2 separate regions of the Homo sapiens genome follow, and region 2 is linked to region 1. The links are chromatin loops, found by intact Hi-C in ENCODE. Cell type or tissue: Panc1. All regions are shown on one strand. Each heading gives the region's core, and the rest is flanking DNA. Links, peaks and the distances in the headings are about the cores only.

Region 1 (8,000 bases), core at 1-8,000:
GATGATCCAGGGACATTGCAAGATTCTGAAGTACCTGCAAAAGCATCTGAGGAGGAGTCAATGCTTTTAGTTGTCAGTTTATTGAAGTACATTTTTACCATAATGTATTGCCTTAAAGTTTCATAATCCATGCAGTCCTTGTTTAACTAGTGTGTGTTCTTTCTTGACCAGAGCAGAAGAAGGTGTTTACTGCATTGCAAAATGACATTTTAAAAATCAAACTAGCAAGGGAAGTGCAGAGATCACATTTCCCATTGCCTTGAAATGCAGTCAGCTTATAACCTTGGGGCTAAAGCAAAAGAGAAACTGACCCTGGTTTTCATAACTCTGTGTCCCTGTTTGTAAATCATTTATATCATAGACAGAGCTGAAATTGAAGCCTTCCTTCAGATAGTGTCTGTAGCTCAGTGGGCTTTGCTTTGATAGTTTCCCTGGGTATAAGGTAAGCATGCATTCCAAACATTTTCAGAGCTGCCATTTGTCTGGCTTCAAAACTCTTTACAGAAACCCCAGTGGACAGCAGAGTAAATGGTTTATTCTGCTCCTCCATCTCCTTCTTATTCATTTTACAAAACAGGTTTACATTTCCAAGCTCTTTAGAAAAAGGTTCCAATCACCAATTGATCACTTGCCAAAATATTGTAATGAGCTTCAACAGACCTTTTATAATAAGAAAAACTCAGTTGCCCAGGCAAGAGAAGCTGAAAGTATGTATTTTCGAGCACTGAAAACTGAGTTAAGCTGCATAAAAGCCAGAACTCAAATTGCTTTATAGATACAGAGATTTTTCATCATTGTTGTCATCACCACCAGCGTCATGATCATTACCATCCTCAACATAGCTAGCACTCACCAAAGGCCATCTGTTTACCAAGCGCGGTCCTTACAGCCTCCCAGTAAGTAGGTTGCTGAGTCTGAATTTTCCCATCCCACAGCCCAAGGAGGAGGGATGAAAGAAAGTCACAGGTTATGAGCAAGGCCGCAATACATTTTTTTTTTTTTTAGACAGAGTCTCACTGTGTCACCCAGGCTGGAGTGCAGTGGCTCGAACTTGGCTCACTGCAACCTCCGCCTCCTGGATTCAAGCGATTCTCCTGCCTCAGCCTCCTGAGTAGCTGGGACTACAGGCGTGTGTCACCATGCCCAGCTAATTTTTGTATTTTTAGAGAGACGGGGTTTCACTGTGTTGGCCAGGATGGTCTCGATCTCTTGTACTTTGTGATCCGCCCACCTCGGACTCCCAAAGTGCTGGGATTGCAGGCGTGAACCACCGCACCCAGCCGATGATGACAATTTTTACCTGCCTCCCACCACTCATTTTCTGCTCACTCTAGATTCGGAAATTTGTCAGGGGAAAAATTTTACAGTGAAAATGTGTCTTTGTACTAGTTTTCACACTATGGTGAAAAAGAAAAAATCTTTTCCTGAACCTTAGAGACATTTTTCTACTTGAAATTGAAGTTGCAAATGTTGCTTCAGCTTTAGCCCCATGAGGATTCGCCTGAAAGCTTCAGAAGCCTTATTTCTCTGATGTGTCAGTCTGTCAATTGTAGCCACTAACTCCTGACCTTGAATCAGACAAAACTCCACAAAGACAGCAACAGAAAAAAAACATAGCAGGCTGGAAGTCATGTGGGAGTGGAGTCAGACCTCACTACCCCTACAAAGTCTACAGGAATGACAGGAGCTGCTTTACATGCTTTCAACATCATATGACACTTTGTAGCAGTTTGGGGTCAAGGCATTTATAATTACTTGCATTTTGTCTTGAACATTTCTCGAAGAAATTGTTCAATAAAAACATCTTTATTTAAAGCCGTGGACTATTTTCCAGTTATGCCTGGTACACATACGCCTTTTTAAGATGTGTGCCCTTTAAGAACTCTTTCATTCATCTGCTTGTTCAACAAATAGAGTGACCTCCTCCTAAAGACCAGGCATTGTGCTAAACACTGGGCATGCAATGTTGAAGACACATTTCCCACCTTTAGAAAGCCCAAAGTCAATTAGGGAGATGTGCAAGGAAGCAGGTGATTACCTGATTGCCAAGAATTCTGCTATGGAGTAGACCTTGTTCATTGGCTTCTGCAAAGGTACAGCCACAGCCCACTTAGAATAAAAATTACCCTGTTAAAGATGATCCTATTTACATGTATGAAAGTGCTTTTGAAGTATAAAGCATCATACAGATGTGAGTTTAATCAATATTCTTATATTGTCTCACCATGAAAAAATAATAGCACTGGAACACTTTGCCTATGCTTTTTTTAACAATTAATATTTTTAAATAGTCAAAACTGATTTTTTAATATGGGTAAGTTTCCTTTTGACATCCAGTGTCTTCACCCAGACCTCAAAAGGCATTTCCTTATGGGTCAACTCTACAATTAGAAGAAACCAGATATAGCCTGTAATCCCAGCACTTTAGGAGGCCGAGGTGGGTGGATCATCTGAGGTCAAGAGTTTGAGACCAGCCTGGCCAACATGGCGAAACTCCACCTTAATTAAAAACACAAAAATTAGCCGGGCGTGGTGGTACACATCTGCAGTCCCAGCTACTTGGGAGGCCAAAGTAGGAGAATCGCTTGAACCCAGGAGGCAGAGGTTGCAGTGAGCCAAGGTCACACCTCTGCACTCCAGCCTGGGCAACAGAGCAAGACTCTGCCAAAAAAAAAAAAAGAAACCAGATATCCTTGGGTTCTTAACTCCGAACTTAATCTAGTATTCTGAGGCCACATGTATTCCACAGGAAATATGCTTCTGTGTCTCTTCAAAGAGAAGGAATTATAAAGATTGCTTCACTTAGTTATCTGCAGCTAATAGAATCTTCCCTTCCCCCTGCTTCAAACCAGACAAATAAATTAATAGAGGCTAAAACCTACTTGCTCTTGTGGAATAAAAATGATGATATGATTGCTATTTTTAATCCTATAATGTCTTCCTTTTCAAGAATGTAAAAGATCTCTTAGTAAGGTGAATTGCATGATTAAGTTACATATAGGTAAGTTTCAGGAGGTCCCTGAAGTCATGTTGATGTAAAGTTATTTTTTAAATAGCAGTACTTGGGAGCATAACACATGTAATTTCTGTTACGACAACTACATAAAGTGTTGTGGTTTTTCATCTAAGATTATGTGGGATGCACGTCAGCCCATTTAAATAGCTTTACATGCCATACACCATTTCTTATGTTAGTTTCAAAGACTTACAGGAGATCTTATTAAAAATGATACTGACTGCTCTTTGAATGCTGCCAAAAATTGCTCCATATTTCGTGTTCTACCCCAAGCTGCCACAAGAGGGCATTCTTCCCCCAAAATATATGCAAGTAGGTAGTACCATTGAGTTCTACAAATAGAGAAAATAATATTTGTAAGATATTTCATGAGTTTCTTTGGCCTGGCTAGGAAATATTTACATTAATGTCTGATTATAAGATGATACTTTATTTTCTCACTGTGTTTTCTTCTCCGATTTTGAATTTTATAGGGTGTTAACCAATGGATTAGATGACAACCAAAAACTGTATATGTTTTTTAAGTAAATGGCTTTTTGTTTTGCTTTTGATTTATGATTAGCATTGTCTAATAAAATTGGTGGTTCATTATGTTCCATAGGGCTTTTTTGAAGAAGAAGAAGGTAAAGAGTATATTTATAAAGAGCCTAAGCTGACAGGTCTGTCCGAGATTTCCCAAAGATTACTCAAGCTCTATGCAGATAAATTTGGAGCAGACAATGTGAAGATAATCCAGGATTCCAACAAGGTAGAGGAAAATCAGTATTCATGCAAGTGCTAAGAATTGACTGAGTTTTTTATTCTTTAACTACATTAAGTTTTCATTTTCTGCCTGACGATGCAAAGTAAACTACAAAAACGATTTTAGATGTTTTGCTTGTTTGCCTGTTGGTTGGTAATTTGAGGGGAGGAGGGTCAAAAACATTATATGTGTTTATTTGGGTAACTTTTAAAAAGAGCTTAGTAAATTCTCTACGTCTCCATTGGTTATTTGCATTTGAATAGCAATCAAAGCCTGAAAGTAATTGGGCTCAGTGGTGGAATTGGAGAAAACAGCAAGTTGAAAATATTTATTCAGTTAAGGAAGTCTTCCCAGGCGTATTAGTCAGGGTTCTCTAGAGGAACAGGACTAACAGAATAGATGTATATATGAAAGGGAGTTTATTAAGGAGTATTGACTCACACGATCACAGGGTGGAGTCCCACAATAGGCTGTCTGCAAGCTGAGGAGCAAGGAAACCAGTTTTGTGTCCCAAAACATCAAAAGTAGGGAAGTTGACAGTGCAGCCTTCAATCTGTGACTGAAGGCCCAAGAGCCCCTGGCAGATCACTCGTGTAAGTCCAAGAGTCCAAAAGCTGAAGAACTTGGAGTCTGATGTTAGAAGGCAGGAGGCATCCAGCACAGGAGAAAGATGGAGGCCAGGGTCTTAGCCAGTCTAATCCTTCCACATTCCTCTGCCTACTTTTATCCTAGCTGTACTGGCAGCTGATTTGATGGTGCCAACCCAGATTGAGGGCAGGTCTGCCTCTCCCAGTTCACTGACTCAAATGTTAATCTCCTTTAGCGACACCCTCACGGACACACCCAGGAACAATACTTTGCATCCTTCAATCCAATCAGGTTGACATTTAATATTAACCATCACACTACGCCATACTTTACATTACATTACATTACATTAACCTTTGAACATTCAGTTACCTTCCTCTTGGCTCCAGAAAGCAAATACTTACCTCTTCTTTTAGATTACTCAGCATCTTCTTACACACTGTCGTTCAGTTAGCCAACCTCTATCAAATGCCTGCTGAATGCCAAGCCCAGAACTGAGAGATGAGGCGCACAGGGTCTTTTCCTTCTGGAGCTCACAGTTCACATGGGGCTAAGAAGAGAAGGACCTGTGCAAACAGCCAATTAAATAGATTACAATAAAGTGTCACCAGAGAGTCAAAGTCCAAGTTGTACAAGGAAAGCTCAGGGCAGGGACCTTCCTTAACAGCTCATTCTTAGTTGGGCAGCATTACATAGAAGGGATGATGTTTGAGTTAGTTTTCTGGAAGCAAAGGGCATGCTGAGAAGCCCAGCACATGCAATGATGGGGAGGAATGAAAGAGGGAGATATGTTTAGAGAATGGCAGGTCTTTGAAACACAGTTTGGATAGAAGAGTGTGGCAGAAGATGCAGCTGGAAAAGGTGGTTTGTGCCCAATGGCATACAGTTCTATTGGGCTACAGAAGAGTTCTTTTTTTTTTTTTCTGTCCTCTTTTACAAGCTCAAGTTTGGAGGCATCTGGGCATGAAATCCTTGAGTCTGGGCAGAAATTTCTGTGAATGTGTTCATCATTCTCCTTCTTAGCTATAGTCACCTTCCCCAGGAAGGCAGGCAGCTGGAACTACTTTATTAGTGGCTCTCCTAGGTAGAAAGTATACACAGAGTTCCTGGGGCAGCGTGGGGGGATGAGAAAATGCCAAATTTGGTATCAGAACAACTTAAGAATTCATTCCACCATCCCACCACTTATCAGCTGATGATCTTAGAGAAATTAGCTGGTCACTCGAAACCTCTATTTTTGATGTAAAATGGTTACAATTATACCCGCCTTACAGTGTAATTAGTAGTAGCATTACAAAATAAATTCAGGAGGTCCCTCAAATCTCTGGGACTGGATAGGCAGTGGATGGGTAGACAGATGGAGAAAATTGGAAGAAGTTTTAAAATTCTTTGAGGTTTCATTAGAAAAGCTGAGAACTCCAGCTCTTCCAACTCCAAGGGAGAGCAAGTGCAATTTCCTGGATTTTCTTAGTACCCCCAGCCTGTCTTCCTTGCTATTTGTCAAACTCACTCACCAAAGCAGTTTGTTTAAAAAAAAAAAAAAATGCATGGGATGACTTGTTACAGATAAGAGAAGGAACCTGACCTTAAAACTATAAAATTTTGCAATCATGTAATAGGCTTATCAGCTAATCTGCTAAATTAAACAAGGAATCTCCCTCCTCGGCACAAGCCCAAAGCCAGTGGCCTCAGTCTAGATACATGGGTAAAATCATAGAGGGACCAAAAGATATTTTTTAAAAGTTTTCATTTGAATTACTCTCAAGAAGCTTGCATTCTAGGGCTGGGTGCAGTGGCCCTTGGCTCTAATCCCAGCACTTTGGGAGGCCAAGAGGACAGATCTCTTGAGGCCAGGAGTTTGAGACCAGCCTGGCCAACAGAGCATAACCCTCTCTCTACTAAAACTACAAAAATTAGCTAGGTGTGGTGGCACATGCCTGTAATCTCAGCTACTAGAGAAGCTGAGGCAGGAAAATCACTTGAACCCAGGAGGGGGAGGTTGCAGTGAGCCGAGATCGTGCCACTGCACTCCAGCCTAGGAGACAGAGCAAGACCCTGTCTCAAAAAATAATAATAATAATATAAATAAAATGAAAAATAAAAGAAGTTTGCATTCCAGACAAAGGCGATTGAACATTCATTACAGAGAAGAGAGAAAATAAAAGACTAAATAACATGCCACAGCCAGGCACATCTGGAAGAGCCTCACCTACTTGGTATGCTGGCTCTAATTCCACCCCTACAGACCTGGCTGCTCAGCTGCAGTCCAGCCTTTACTCTCTCTGTGATCCTGCCCAGCTCTGAAATGATGTGACTGCCCATTTTTCTCCAAGGGGAGAGGCACAGCCTCCTCTGGATGCAAGCTGAGGGAATGGGAGCTTCCCGCTTTCAGAGCGCTCCAGGGCACACCACTCACTTTGCCCATAATCTGTTAACACAGGTAAACCCCAAGGATTTGGACCCCAAATATGCCTACATCCAGGTGACCTATGTGACGCCGTTCTTTGAGGAAAAGGAAATCGAAGACCGGAAGACAGATTTCGAAATGCACCACAACATCAACCGCTTTGTCTTCGAGACACCCTTCACGCTGTCGGGCAAGAAGCACGGTGGGGTGGCGGAGCAGTGCAAGCGGCGGACGATCCTGACAAGTAGGTGCAGGTAGCCGGGCCACACATGTGGCACCTGTTCCAGCACAGGCCCCTTTATAGGGCTGGATCAGTAGGAATCAAGAGTTATTTCAGTCCTGCAGAGAAGTACCCAACATGTGCTAACTGGGAAATGTTTGCCAAGAAGAGATTTCCATCTCTTTATTCTCCATTAACAGAAGTCAACCAGAGGAGAAATTGTCAAAAGAGTTGCTTTGCATACCTATTCCCTTAAGGTTGTAAGTGTGAAGGGTGATGGGGTCAGTGCCTTGGGAAAGGCACAAGGCACTCTGAACTTTCCTCTCTGAGTCTACCTTCAATTGTTTCAGGGTTAACAGCTCTTATCGTGTGCTTTGGGGAAAGATTCTAAACCACTCTGGGATTCATATTCTTCATCTGTAAAACGAATGCAGATGTCGGTCTCCAATATCCCTCGATGTGCTCTCTAGATCTATGCTGTGAGCTAGTCATCCTTTCATTTCCTCAACACACTTTTAGTGAGGCCCTGCTAGGGGCTGGGCACTGTTCTGGGTACTGGTAATGCAAATGAAACATGATTCTTGCCCTCAAGGTGCTCACAGTCTGGTAGGAGAAAGAGCCAAGTAAGGCAAGAATTTCAGATGAGCGGAGCAGGAGAAATGAAACAAGAGCACCCAGTGGGGGCTCCTAAGGCTGGCTGCAGGGGAGGTGAGCAAGGGCATTCTGGAGGAAATGATCAGTAACCCGCTTTGAGAGCTGGGCCATCCTGGAATAGGCTACAGCCTATCAGTAGCACTGATGTCTAAACTGTGACAAGCGTCTGCCTTCAGTAAATGTATCCAAAACTTTTGAAATAAAAAAGCCACAACAAAGCTATATCAATATATACTACTTGGTATATATTTAGGCATTCTGTATTGTGGGTTAGTGTAGTTTTTATTTGAATTACAAGTTGCTGTGGAAGCTTTAATCTTTTCAGTGTTTAGAAATTCTAAAGGCTGGCCGGGTGCGGTGGCTCACGCCTGTA
Region 2 (11,493 bases), core at 1,818-9,817, 99 kb after region 1:
TCTAATGGGTGATATTGACTGGGAAAAGGCATAAGAGAACTTTCTAGGGTGGTTAAAATGTTTTACATGATATAAATCTGATTGCATTGCTATAAAGGAATACCTAAGACTGGGTAATGAATTTAAAAAACAGGTTTATTTTGGCTTATGTTTCCACAGGCTGTACAAGCATGGCACCAACATCTCTTTGGTTTCTGGTGAGAGCCTCAGGAAGTTTCCACTCATAGCGGAAGGCAAAAGGAGAGCCAGGGTACGACATGGAGAGGGAAGAAGCAAAAGAGCAAGGAGGAAGTGCCAGGCGCCTTTAAACAACCAGCTCTCGTGTGAACTCAGGGTGAGAACTAACTCATTACTGTGAGGAGGGTACCGAGCCATTCATGAGGGATCTGTCCCTCTCACCCAAAAAATTTATTTTGCTGTTGTATTGGGTTTCTATTGCTGCCATAACAAATCACCACAAACTTAGTAGCTTAAAACAATACAAATTTACTATCTTACTGTTCTGTAAGGCCAAAAATCCAACAAAGGTTTCCCTTGGCAAAAATCAAGGTTTTGGCAGGGTTGCGTTCCTTTCTAAAGACGGGGAGCTTTGGGAGGCTGAGGTGGGCTGACGGCTTGAGTCCAGTAGTTCAAGACCAACCTGGGCAACATAGCAAAACTCCTTAGCTACGAAAAAATACAAAAAATTAGCTGGGTATGGTGGTGTGAGTCTGTGGTCCCAGCTACCCGGGAGACTGAGGTGGGAGTATCGCCTGAGCCTGGGAGGCAAAGGTTGCAGTGAGCCAAGATTGTGCCACTACACTCCAACCTGGGAAACAGACCAAGATTCTGTCTCAAAATAAATAAATAAATAAAGAGTAGCTGGGTGTGGTGGCTCACACCTGTAATCCCAGCACTTTGGGAGGCCAAGGCAGGTGGATCACCTGAGGTCAGGAGTTCAAGACCAGCCTGGCCAACATGGTGAAACCCTGTCTCTACTAAAAATAAAAAAAATTAGCTGGGTGTGGTGGCAGATGTCTGTAATCCCAGCTACTTGGGAGGCTGAGGCACAAGAATGGCTTGAACCCAGGAGGTTGCAATGAGCCAAGATGGTGCCACTGCACTCCAGCCTGGGGTGACAGAGTGAGACTCTGTCTCAAGAAATAAAATAAAATAAATAAAGACTGTGGAGAATTCATTGTCTTGCTTTTTCCTGCTTCTAGAAGTCATCCACATTCCTTAACTCACAGCCTCCTTCCTCTATCTTCAAAGTCAGTAATGGGTGGAGGTCTTACATTACATAATTCTGATCTCCCTTTTGCCTCTCTCTCCTGCTTTTAAGAACCTTTGTGATTACACTGAGTCCACACAAATAATCCAGAATAATCTCCCTATCTCAAGGAGATTTAAGCAAATCTTCAAATTTCCTTTTGTCATATAAAGTAGCATATTCATAGGTTTCAGGAATTCAGATGTGGAAATCTTTGGTAGTACATTATTCTGCCTAGCACAGTGCTTAAGATATATGCATTTTACTCTGTGTAAATTATACCTCAACAAAAAAATAAAGTTTTTCAAAGAGAAAAGAAAAATACCAGGCAGAAATCTTCATAAAAACCCTCAGAATGTCAAGCTTGATGAAGTAATTCATCAAAACAGAAGCCAAACAGAATTCAAACTATTAAAAGTTAATTCATAGCTCACTCAGTAGTCTAACATAAAAAACCAGTCCCTTTAGGAGTAAATCAACTTCCCCAACTTATGTTTTGATTCAGTTGAAGGACATATGCAAAATCTACGTAAAGTGTAATTCAATACGTAAAAATGTTATGATGCCTAAGAACCAATTAATCTGTGATTGTCTCATGTCCCTTCTCATATCTCGTCCCAGAGACTGTTAACTGTTATTTGATAATATGGATCATTTAATTTGTACCTCACTTTGACTTTTAATTGGATAAATGAGCCAAGACATAAATCATTATCTCAATCTTGAAGGTTTTTATATTGATATTTCAGCCAAAAATTGCAATTGAATTGAAAAGTTCATTAGATTTAAATGTTTTTAAAATGCAAAAATATTAGATGGTGGTAAAATAAATGAAAATAGATGCAAAAAATGGTGTCAACCTTATTTTTAATGGTAGTTTAGCTATTGCTTTGTTCACATTAAAATATATTCACAACAGATACTTACTATGTATAATAGATTAGTCGTATTTGCCTAATAAGAAAATAAATACTCCACCATATGGTCTCAGTTACATTTGCACTATTTTGCCAACGTGTATTATCACATTCCCTTGAGGAGAAATAACTCTGTGGATTAAGCTCAGAAAATAATATAAAATGAAAAATTATGCCTCTAGCCCTATTTCAGAGTAATCCTGCTTGCCTGCATGTGCACCTGCTGTCCTGCTAGAGATCTCAGCCATCTGGGTTGTAGCATACCCCTGGGGCTGGATATTGTGCCAAATATCTTTCACTAGAGGCAATATTGCTTCTTTGATGACTATAAGCCATGCTAAACCAGAACATAGGAGTTTTCCAGCTAAGGACACTATCCATGTACACTGTTTGCCAGGCAACTTCTCACCACATTTGAGCAACAGAAATGCATTTTGGTCTTAGAAATTTGGGTAGGAAGGGACTTTTAAGGGCAGGAAATTTAACCCCAGGAAATAAAAATTCAAACACCAATATTGATAGGCAATTCTCAGATAGGAAAAGTCAATGTCTCAATTCATTTAAGCTGTTATAACAAAGTGCCATAAACTGGGTAGCTTACAAACAACAGAATTTATTTCTCTCCATTCTGGAGGCTGGAAAGTCCAAGATCCAGGCACATTCAATGTCTGGTGAGGGCCCATCTCTGGCTCATAGATGGTACTTCTTGCTGTGGCCTCACATGGCAGAAGAGGCCAAGGTCTCTCTGAGGTCTCTTTAAGGGCACAATAAGGGCACAATTCTATTCATGAGGACTCCATTCTTATGCCCTAGTCACCTCCTAAAGGCCCCACTCTATAGTTTGAATGTCCCCTCCCAAACTCATGTTGAAATTTAATTACTATCTTAACAGTATTATGAGGTGAGACCTTTAAGAGGTAATTAGGCCATGAGGGTCTATTTTCATGAATGGATTAATGCCATTATTAGGGTATGGCTTTGTTGTCATGGGAGTGGGTTCCTTATAAAAGAATGAGTTTGGCCCCTTTTGTCTCTCTCTCTCTCTCTCTCTCTCTCTCGCTGTCTTGGATCTTACACCTTCTACCGTGGGATGATGCAGCAAGAAGACCCTTGCTGGAGACCAAGCCCTGGATCTTGGAATTCCCAGCCTTGAAAACGGTAAGAAATTAATTGCTGTTCATTATAAATTACCCAGTCACAGGTATTCTCTTGTAGCAGCAGAAATGGACTACCTCCTTATATCCCACCCCTAATACCATCACTTTGGGGGTTAGGATTTCAATATATGAATTTAGAGGGGGCCAGACATGGTGGCTCATGCCTGTAATCCCAGCACTTTGGGAGGCCGAGGCGGGTGGATCACCTGAGGTCAGGAGTTCAAGACCAGCCTGGCCAACATGGGGAAACCTTGTCTCTACTGAAAATACAAAAATTCGCTGGGTGTGGTGGTGGGCAGTCCCAGCTACTCGGTAGGCTGAGGCAGGAGAATCACTTGAACCCAGGAGGTGGAGGTTATAGTGAGCCTGGATTGTGCCATTGCACTCCAGCACTCCAGCCTGGGCAACAAGAGCGAGACTCTGTCTTAAAAAAATAATAATAATTTAGAGGGAGACACAAACATTCTGATCACAGCAATCACTTTCCCAAAGTCATACTGACACTAAGTAACACAGACAGGGTTTGAATTCAGGCAGTCTGACTCCTGTGGAACTAGCCACTATTTGATGCTGCCTCCCAAGCCACAAAAATCATGGCCATACATGTATCCATCTTAAAATAATTCTTCCTCCATTCTCCACACATTGGTCTGGACAAGGAGGAGAGAGCACAGGGCTCTCTGGGCTTGATGATATCTGCTATAGAAGATCTAATTGCAGACTGACTCTAGGTTGGAGGATCCTCAATAATTGCATGTGTCCCCGAGAATTTCCAGGCCAGTGAGGAAGCTCTAGAGGCATCTCAAGTTCACTTTGATTCAAAAAATAAAAACAAAATCCCGGGAAATACAAACAAAATTCCACTGAAGTGGACCACTAAGTTTCCCCAAGATGAATCCACTCAGCAAAACATGCCAGATTTTGAACACATTGGAAGAACCTACACTTTTGGGACTAGACAGATTTTAAGAAGGATTCAATGAGAGGACTCAGGTGTGTTATCCTCCACAGCTTCTCTTGCTTTCCAAACTGAGGGGCCATATACAGATAGCTAAAAGTACCAAGAATACTCAAAACTGCTGATACAATAGAAACATAGCTTTTGAAAGCCCAAATGTATGTTACAGCCTTATTTATTTATTTATTTATTTATTGATTCATTCATTCATTTTTGAGACAGAATCTTGCTCTGTCACCCAGGCTGGAGTGCAACAGCGCGATCTCGGCTCACTGCAACCTCTGCCTCCCAGGTTCAAGCAATTATCCCACCTCAGCCTCCTGAGTAGCTGGGATTACACGCACCCGCCATCATGCCCGGCTAATTTCTGTATTTTTGTAGAGACGGGGTTTCACCATGTTGGCCAGACTGGTCTTGAACTCCCGACCTCAGGTGATCCACCCTCCTCAGCCTCCCAAAGTGCTGGGATTACAGGAGTGAGCCACCACGCCTGGCCTACAGCCTTATTTTAACAGCAATTTGCCTGTACTAGAGCCAGACATTCAGGGACATACGGTGGTCACCTATCCTTTTCAGAAAGGCCATTTCATTTATTCAGGAAATCTTTTTTTTTTTTTTTTTCAAGGCAGGATCTTGCTCTGCCACGCAAGCTGGTGTGCTGTGGAGTTACCATAGCTAACTGCAGCCTCAACCTCCTAGGCTCAAGAGATCCACCCACCTCAGCCTCTCAAGTAGCTGGGACTACAGGTGTGCACCATCACACCCAGCTAATTTTTAAATTTTTTTGTAGAGAAGGCGTCTCACTTTGTTGCCCAAGCTGGTCTTGAACTCCTGGGCTCAAGTGATCCTCCCACCTTGGCCTTCCAAAATGCTAGAATTACACACGTGAGTCACTGTGCCTGGCCCCAGGAAATCTTAATTTAGCACTCACTATGGGTGAAGTGCTGCAGCCACACAGGGATTACTGCAGTGAACTGGACAGACTGGTCCCTGACTGGCTGGATTTTAGAGTATAGCTGGGGACACAGACAAAGAGATTTCCTAACGAAGCAAGAGATTTAAAAACAAACAGAAACAAACAAACAAAAAACACATAAATACTGGGCACGGTGACTCATGCCTGCAATCCCAGCACTTTGGGAGGCCAAGGTGGGTGGATCCCTTGAGGCCAGGAATTTGAGACCAGCCTGGGCAACATGGTGAAACCCCATCTCTACTAAAAATACAAAAACGTTAGCCAGGTGTTTTAGCACATGCCTGTAATCCCAGCTACTCAGGAGGCTGAAGCACGAGAATTGCTTGAGGCCCGAGAATCACTTGAACCTGGAAGGCAGAGTTTGCAATGAGCCAAGATTGTGCCACTGCACTCCATCCTGGGTGACAGAGTGAGACTCTGTCTATAAACACACACACACACACACACACACACACACACAAATACTACTGTAATAAGTTTTGAGGAAAAAAATCCATTAAGTGCTAAATGGAGAAAAATTAGGTCCAGTTTTAGGAAAGGTTGAAGGGTGAGATGGAGGCAATTTTCAAAGAACCGAGAGTAAAGTCTACAGGGAAATGGAAGAATAATTTACATTCCAGGTGCAAGTAGTCATCCCATCCCCAAACCCACAGAAGCTATTTTCCTACTACCAGGGCCCCTTGATCTTTCACGAGGGAGAATAAATAGTAGGCAAAATCACCCCAGAATAAGATTTTAGCTTACCTTTTTAAGATCTCAGACCAGAACCTTCATCTACACATCTTGACCTCATAAGAAAGTTCAATATAGGGTGAAGAACTGAACCTTCCCAATACCAAGGCTGTAGCCCCAACCCTGTCCCTTCTCAGGGCGTGCCCTGGTTAACTGTGCCTCTGTTCACTTAACAAGGCTGGGTCTCTATAAACTGCAGGCGTTGGATTATAAAGTCCCTTTCATCACTCATGCAGCTAGTGATTAACTGACAATTGCAAGCTTGTGCAACCCCTTAATCTTTTTTATTGCATCACGTAAGCCATGCTATATTATATAGTTTCTCTTTCATATTATTGGCTTTTAAGAGCTTACCCCTGTGGTTTCTGCAAATGGATAAAAGACAGAGCCACTCCAAATGGTTCCTCACTTCCCAAACATCACAAGTAAACAAGTGATCTTTCCATAAATGTCTTACCTTGCAATTGCCCATTACAATTTGTCCTTGGTAGAGAGTTAACCTCTCATTTTCCCACATTATTAATTCCATGTGGCATTTTTTTCCAGTTCTGTTCATGCATTCTCGAGATGCCTCCTTCAAAATTTCATTTTTACCTCATTTTCATTTATTTTCCAGGCTGACTGTACCACCTGTCACTGGCAAATCCAGGGAAGTTTATTCCAAGCTCAGCCCTATAGTACACTGCACGGGCACAGTGGTTTCTCCTCAGCATTTAGAGGCAATTTCCACTAGGTTGTTCTAATTCCCACTGAATGACCCATGTGTTCCAAATTAGGATACACTTTCTTTTTTTTTTTTTTTTTTTTTTTTTTTTTTTTTTTTTGAGACGGAGTCTGGTTCTGTCTCCCAGGCTGGAGTGCAGTGGCACAATCTCGGCTCACTGCAAGCTCCGCCTCCGGGGTTCACGCCATTCTCCTGCCTCAGCCTCCCGAGTAGCTGGGACTACAGGCGCCCGCCACCATGCCCGGCTCATTTTTTGTATTTTTCTTTTTTAGTAGAGATGGGGTTTCACCATGTTAGCCAGGATGGTCTCGACCTCGTGACCTCGTGATCCACCTGCCTCGGCCTCCCAAAGTGCTGGGATTACAGGCGTGAGCCACCGCGCGCAGACAGGACACACTTTTGTCCTAAAAAAAGGAAAATTTTGGCCCGGGCGTGGTGGCTCACGCCTGTAATCCCATCACTTGGGAGGCCACGAGGTCAGCAGATCGAGACCATCCTGTCTAACATTGTGAAACCCCATCTCTACTAAAAATACAAAAAATTAGCTGGGCGTGGTGATGGGCGCCTGTAGTACCAGCTACTCCGGAGGCTGAGGCAGGAGAATGATGGGAACCCAGGAGGCGGAGCCTGCAGTGAGCCGAGATCGTGCCACTCACTCCAGCCTGGGTGGCAAAGCCAGACGCCGTCTCAAAAAAAAAAAAAAAAGGCAAATTTTATCTTTCCATTTATAGTAAGTCAAAAACAGACAAAACTCGGCTACAGTTTTAGAAGTCGGGAGAGTGATTACCTGTGAGCAGGAGGGAGGGGCAGTGACTAGGAGGGGCATGGGGTGGGCTGCTGGCCTCTATAACGTTCTACTGCTTGACCAGAGCAGTGCTCATGGATTTGTCCACTTTGATAAGTCATCAATCTGTCCACTCTTGATTTTTACACCTTCTTTTTTTTTTTTTTCTTTTTTGAAACAGAGTCTCGCTCCATCACCCAGGCTGGAGTGAAGTGGCGCCATCTCGGCTCACTGCAACCTCTGCCTCCTGGGCTCAAGAGATTCTCGTGCCTCAGCCTCCCAAGCAGCTGGGATTACAAACATACGCCACCACGCCTGGCTAATTTTTGTAATTTTTAGTAGAGATGGGGTTTCACCATGTTGGCCAGGATGGGCTCCAACTCCTGGGCTCAAGCGATCTGCCTGCCTCAGCCTCCCAAAGGGCTGGGATTACAGGCGTAAGCCACCGCGCCCAGCCTTTTACACTTTCTTTTATACGTGTTGTCTTTTCATTTAAAAAATATCCATTAAAAAGTCAAAACTGTTCCCTACACTTTATTTAGTAATACAACCAACATAGGTAATTTAGTGGTTAAGAGTGTGGCCTCTGGAGTGAGACTTCCTGGAGCCTAACTCAGTTTCTCCTTTTTATTGCTTTTCTCTTCTGTAAACATAGAGAACATAGCTTTTCTCTTCTGTAAAATGGTAATGACAGTAATACCTACCTCAGAAGGTTGTTCTGAGGATTGAAAGAGTTACTGTCTATTAAGCCATTAAACAATGCTAGGCTCATTGAGGGCAGCGTTTAAATATTCTTTCTCATATAAAGAGGAATGAAACTTTAGTTGTACTCCTAAAGTCTGGAATCATTACCAGACTTCAATCCTGCCTCTGCTACTCCCTAGCTATGTTACCTGTGATGAGTGTCTTGACCTCTTTGTTCCACAGTTTAGCTACCTGTAAAATAGGGGAACTACCTGAATTTGAGGGCAGGTAGAGGTTATAACACGCATAGGACTTAATAGGCCACAGACTATGAAAAAAATTGGGCTTTTGTTCCCCTCAAAGTATAGTGGGAAGCCTTTCAAATGATTTTTTAAAAAATCTTTTGTTTTATATTTTCAAAGATTTTTTTTTTTTTGCTACTATATAGAAAGGAATGAGAAAAAGTAAGTCTGAAGGCAGGTAGACCAGGTAGGAAGGAGTCTAGGTAAGAGGCGAAGGTAGATTTGAACACAGAATTGACAATACCTGCTGATAGCTAGATGGGCATCACAAGGACTCTTAGGTTTCTGGCTTTAACAAGTCTTCATACAAGCTTTTCCCTCTGCTGGGAACTCTCCTCCTCCACTTTTCAGGTAGCTAGTTAATATGGTTTAGCTGTGTCCCCACCCAAATCTCATCTTGAACTATAGTTCCCATAATCTCCACGTGTCATGGGAGGGACCCAGTGGGAGGTAATCGAATCATGGGGGCCGTTACATCCATGCTATTCTCATGATGGTGAGTGAGTTCTTATGAGATCTAATTATTTTATAAGGGGCTTACCCTCTGCCTTCTCCTTGCTCTCCATTCACTCTGCACTTCTCCTTGCTGCCATCATGTGAAGAAGGATATGTTTGTTTCCCCTTCTGCCATGATCGTAAGTTTCCTGAGTCCTCCCCAGCCATGCCGAACTGTGAGTCAATTAAACCTCTTTCCTTTATAAATTATCCAGTCTCAGGGGATGTTCTTATCAGCAGTGTGAGAATGGACTAATACACTAATTTATTCCTACCTTTTAGATCTCAGCTTAAATGCCACTTTATCAGGCAAGCTGGCCCCAAGCAACCTATATGAAGTGAGTACCTCCCACCATTTTTCTTATTTACTTTGTAACTCTTTTCCTAATTCATAATCGTTTGATCTGCTCACCTGTTTTTCTCTGCCTTCACCAGTAGTACCTAAGCCCCAAGAGAGCAGGCACCGTGTCCATCCTGTTCTCCACTCTTTCCCTATTTCCTGGGACCTAAGAGCTCTCAACAAATACTAGATGGATGAAGGATGCATGATTTCCAAACAAGATGATTGTTATTATCTAACAAGAGGGAGGATTAACCCAGTATTTGGCCTATTCTTTTTAATATACTTTGACTTATTAATAGGAAAAGTTATATTATGCTGTGAGTAAATTTGTTCATTCTTATTTTATGTCAATTTTATAATCTTTTCAAACATGCATTCATTAAAAATACTAAACAAAACAAAGTTCTATGTTCTCTTGAGACTTATATTCTTTTTTTTTTTTTTTCTCAGAAATAGGGTCTTACTCTGTTGCCCAGGCTGGAGTGCAGAGGTGTGATCATAGCTCACTGCAGCATCCAACTCCTGGACTTAAGCAATACTCCTACCTCAGCCTCCCAAGTAGCTGGGACTACAGGTACACAACACCACACCTGGCTAATTTTGAGAGGGATGGTAGAACTTGGATGTCACCATGTTGCCCAGGCTGGCCTCAAACTCCTAGCCTCAAGTGATCCTTCCACTTCAGCCTCCCAAGGCATTGAAATTACAGATGTGAGCCACCGAGCTCAGCCCTGAAACTTATATTCTATTGATGAGTCAGACAATGGATATCAGACAAAATAAAGAAGTAAAGTATAGAGCACATTAAAAAGCGATAGGTGGGCTGGGCATGGTGGCTCATGCCTGTAATCCCAGCATTTTGGGAGGGCAAGGCAGGACAATCGCTTGAGGCCAAGAGTTTGAGACCAGGCTGGGCAACATGGTGAGACCCCGTCTCTACAAAAAAATTTAAAAATTCAATAAAAATTGTTAAGTGATAAGAGCTGTGGAAAAAGAAGGAACAGAGTAGGTGTAGTTCATTGCTACATTGGTAGCCCCCAAGGATCCTTACCTAATGGTGTTCATGCCTTTCTGTAGTTTGTCCCTTCCATGTCACCTCAAGCCTTGGTGATATGACTTGCTTTATCCAATGGGAAATTATCAAGCATGATGCAAACAGAGTTTGATAAGTGCTTGGACACTGGGACTTGACCGCTTGGAAAGCTCCTCCTTGGAAGCTATCTACCATGCTACAAAGAAGGCTGGGCTAGACTTGAATCATGAGATACCACGTGGAAAGGGGCCCTGGAGGAGGAGAGCAGCACATCTTGGACACTGCAGGCCCAGCTGAGATCTCGGATTAATACAGTTACAATCAGACCACAAAGCTGGGCCAGCCCTTTTCCCTGTTCTTTCATCTTTTTGGAATATTATTTAGTCTTTAAAAGGAAGGAAGCATGTTGTTACATGCTACAACACAAATGAACCTTGAACACACTATGCTAAGTGAAATAAGCTACTCACAAAAGAACACATACTCTATGATTCCAGCTCTATGAGGTATCTAAAGTAGTCAAATTCACAGACATAGAAAGGAGAGTGTTGGTTACCAGGGGCTAGGAGGAGAAGGCAAAGGGGAGTTATTGTTTAACAAGTAGAGAGTTTTAATTCTCCAGGAAGAAAATGTTCTGGAGATCTGTTTCACAATAATGTAAATATACTTACGACTACTGAAATATGCACTTAAAAACGGTTAAGACAGTACATTTTACGATATGTGTTTTTTCCTACATTTTTTATTTTTTATTTTTTATTATTATTATTATTATTTTGAGACAGAGTCTCACTCTGTTGCCCAGGCTGGAGTGCAGTGGCACGATCTCGGCTCACTGCAACCTCCACCTCCTGGGTTCAAGTGATTCTCCTGCCTCAGCCTCCCTAGTAGCTGTGATTACAGGTGCCCGCCACCACACTCAGCTAATTTTTTGTATTTTTAGTAAAGACAGGGTTTCGCCATGTTGGCCAGGCTGGTCTCGAACTCCTGACCTCAGGTGATCCACCCGTCTCTGCCTCCCAAAGTGCTGGGATTACAGGTGTGAGCCACTGCTCCCAGCCTACTACATTTAAAAAAAAAAAAAAAAAGTGTGGCAGTTACCTATTGCTGCATAACAAACCATCCCAAAGCATGTGGCT

Evidence for each region. A loop is a pair of places that touch in the nucleus more often than their neighbours do. Peaks named below come from ENCODE experiments on the same cell type or tissue, not always from the same donor. Only the 100,000 strongest peaks of a DNase experiment are listed, where the experiment ranks them.
Region 2: a loop joins it to region 1, with 2.3 times the contacts of the local background. A loop is called at or near these places in 3 of 110 quality-filtered maps.

The regions. Positions count from the first base shown.
Region 1 is chr2:224,773,902-224,781,901 of GRCh38, reverse strand. DOCK10 (dedicator of cytokinesis 10) reads left to right here. Exons shown (of 56, transcript NM_014689.3): 51 at 3,618-3,764; 52 at 6,787-6,997. Among named protein-coding and RNA genes, the nearest start is that of CCDC195, 62 kb to the right of the region's middle. RefSeq lists an enhancer at 3,190-3,289. In Panc1, for the core only: CTCF peaks have their summits at 3,089 and 3,291 (motif pointing right); a DNase peak (open chromatin) is centred at 3,291; H3K27ac peaks cover 6,292 bases.
Region 2 is chr2:224,673,255-224,684,747 of GRCh38, reverse strand. LOC105373910 (a long non-coding RNA gene) reads right to left here and starts at 6,152. Exons shown (of 3, transcript XR_923956.2): 1 at 6,002-6,152. In Panc1, for the core only: no CTCF peak of the experiment used is centred there; DNase peaks (open chromatin) are centred at 5,277, 5,807 and 5,977; H3K4me3 peaks cover 1,437 bases; H3K27ac peaks cover 7,739 bases.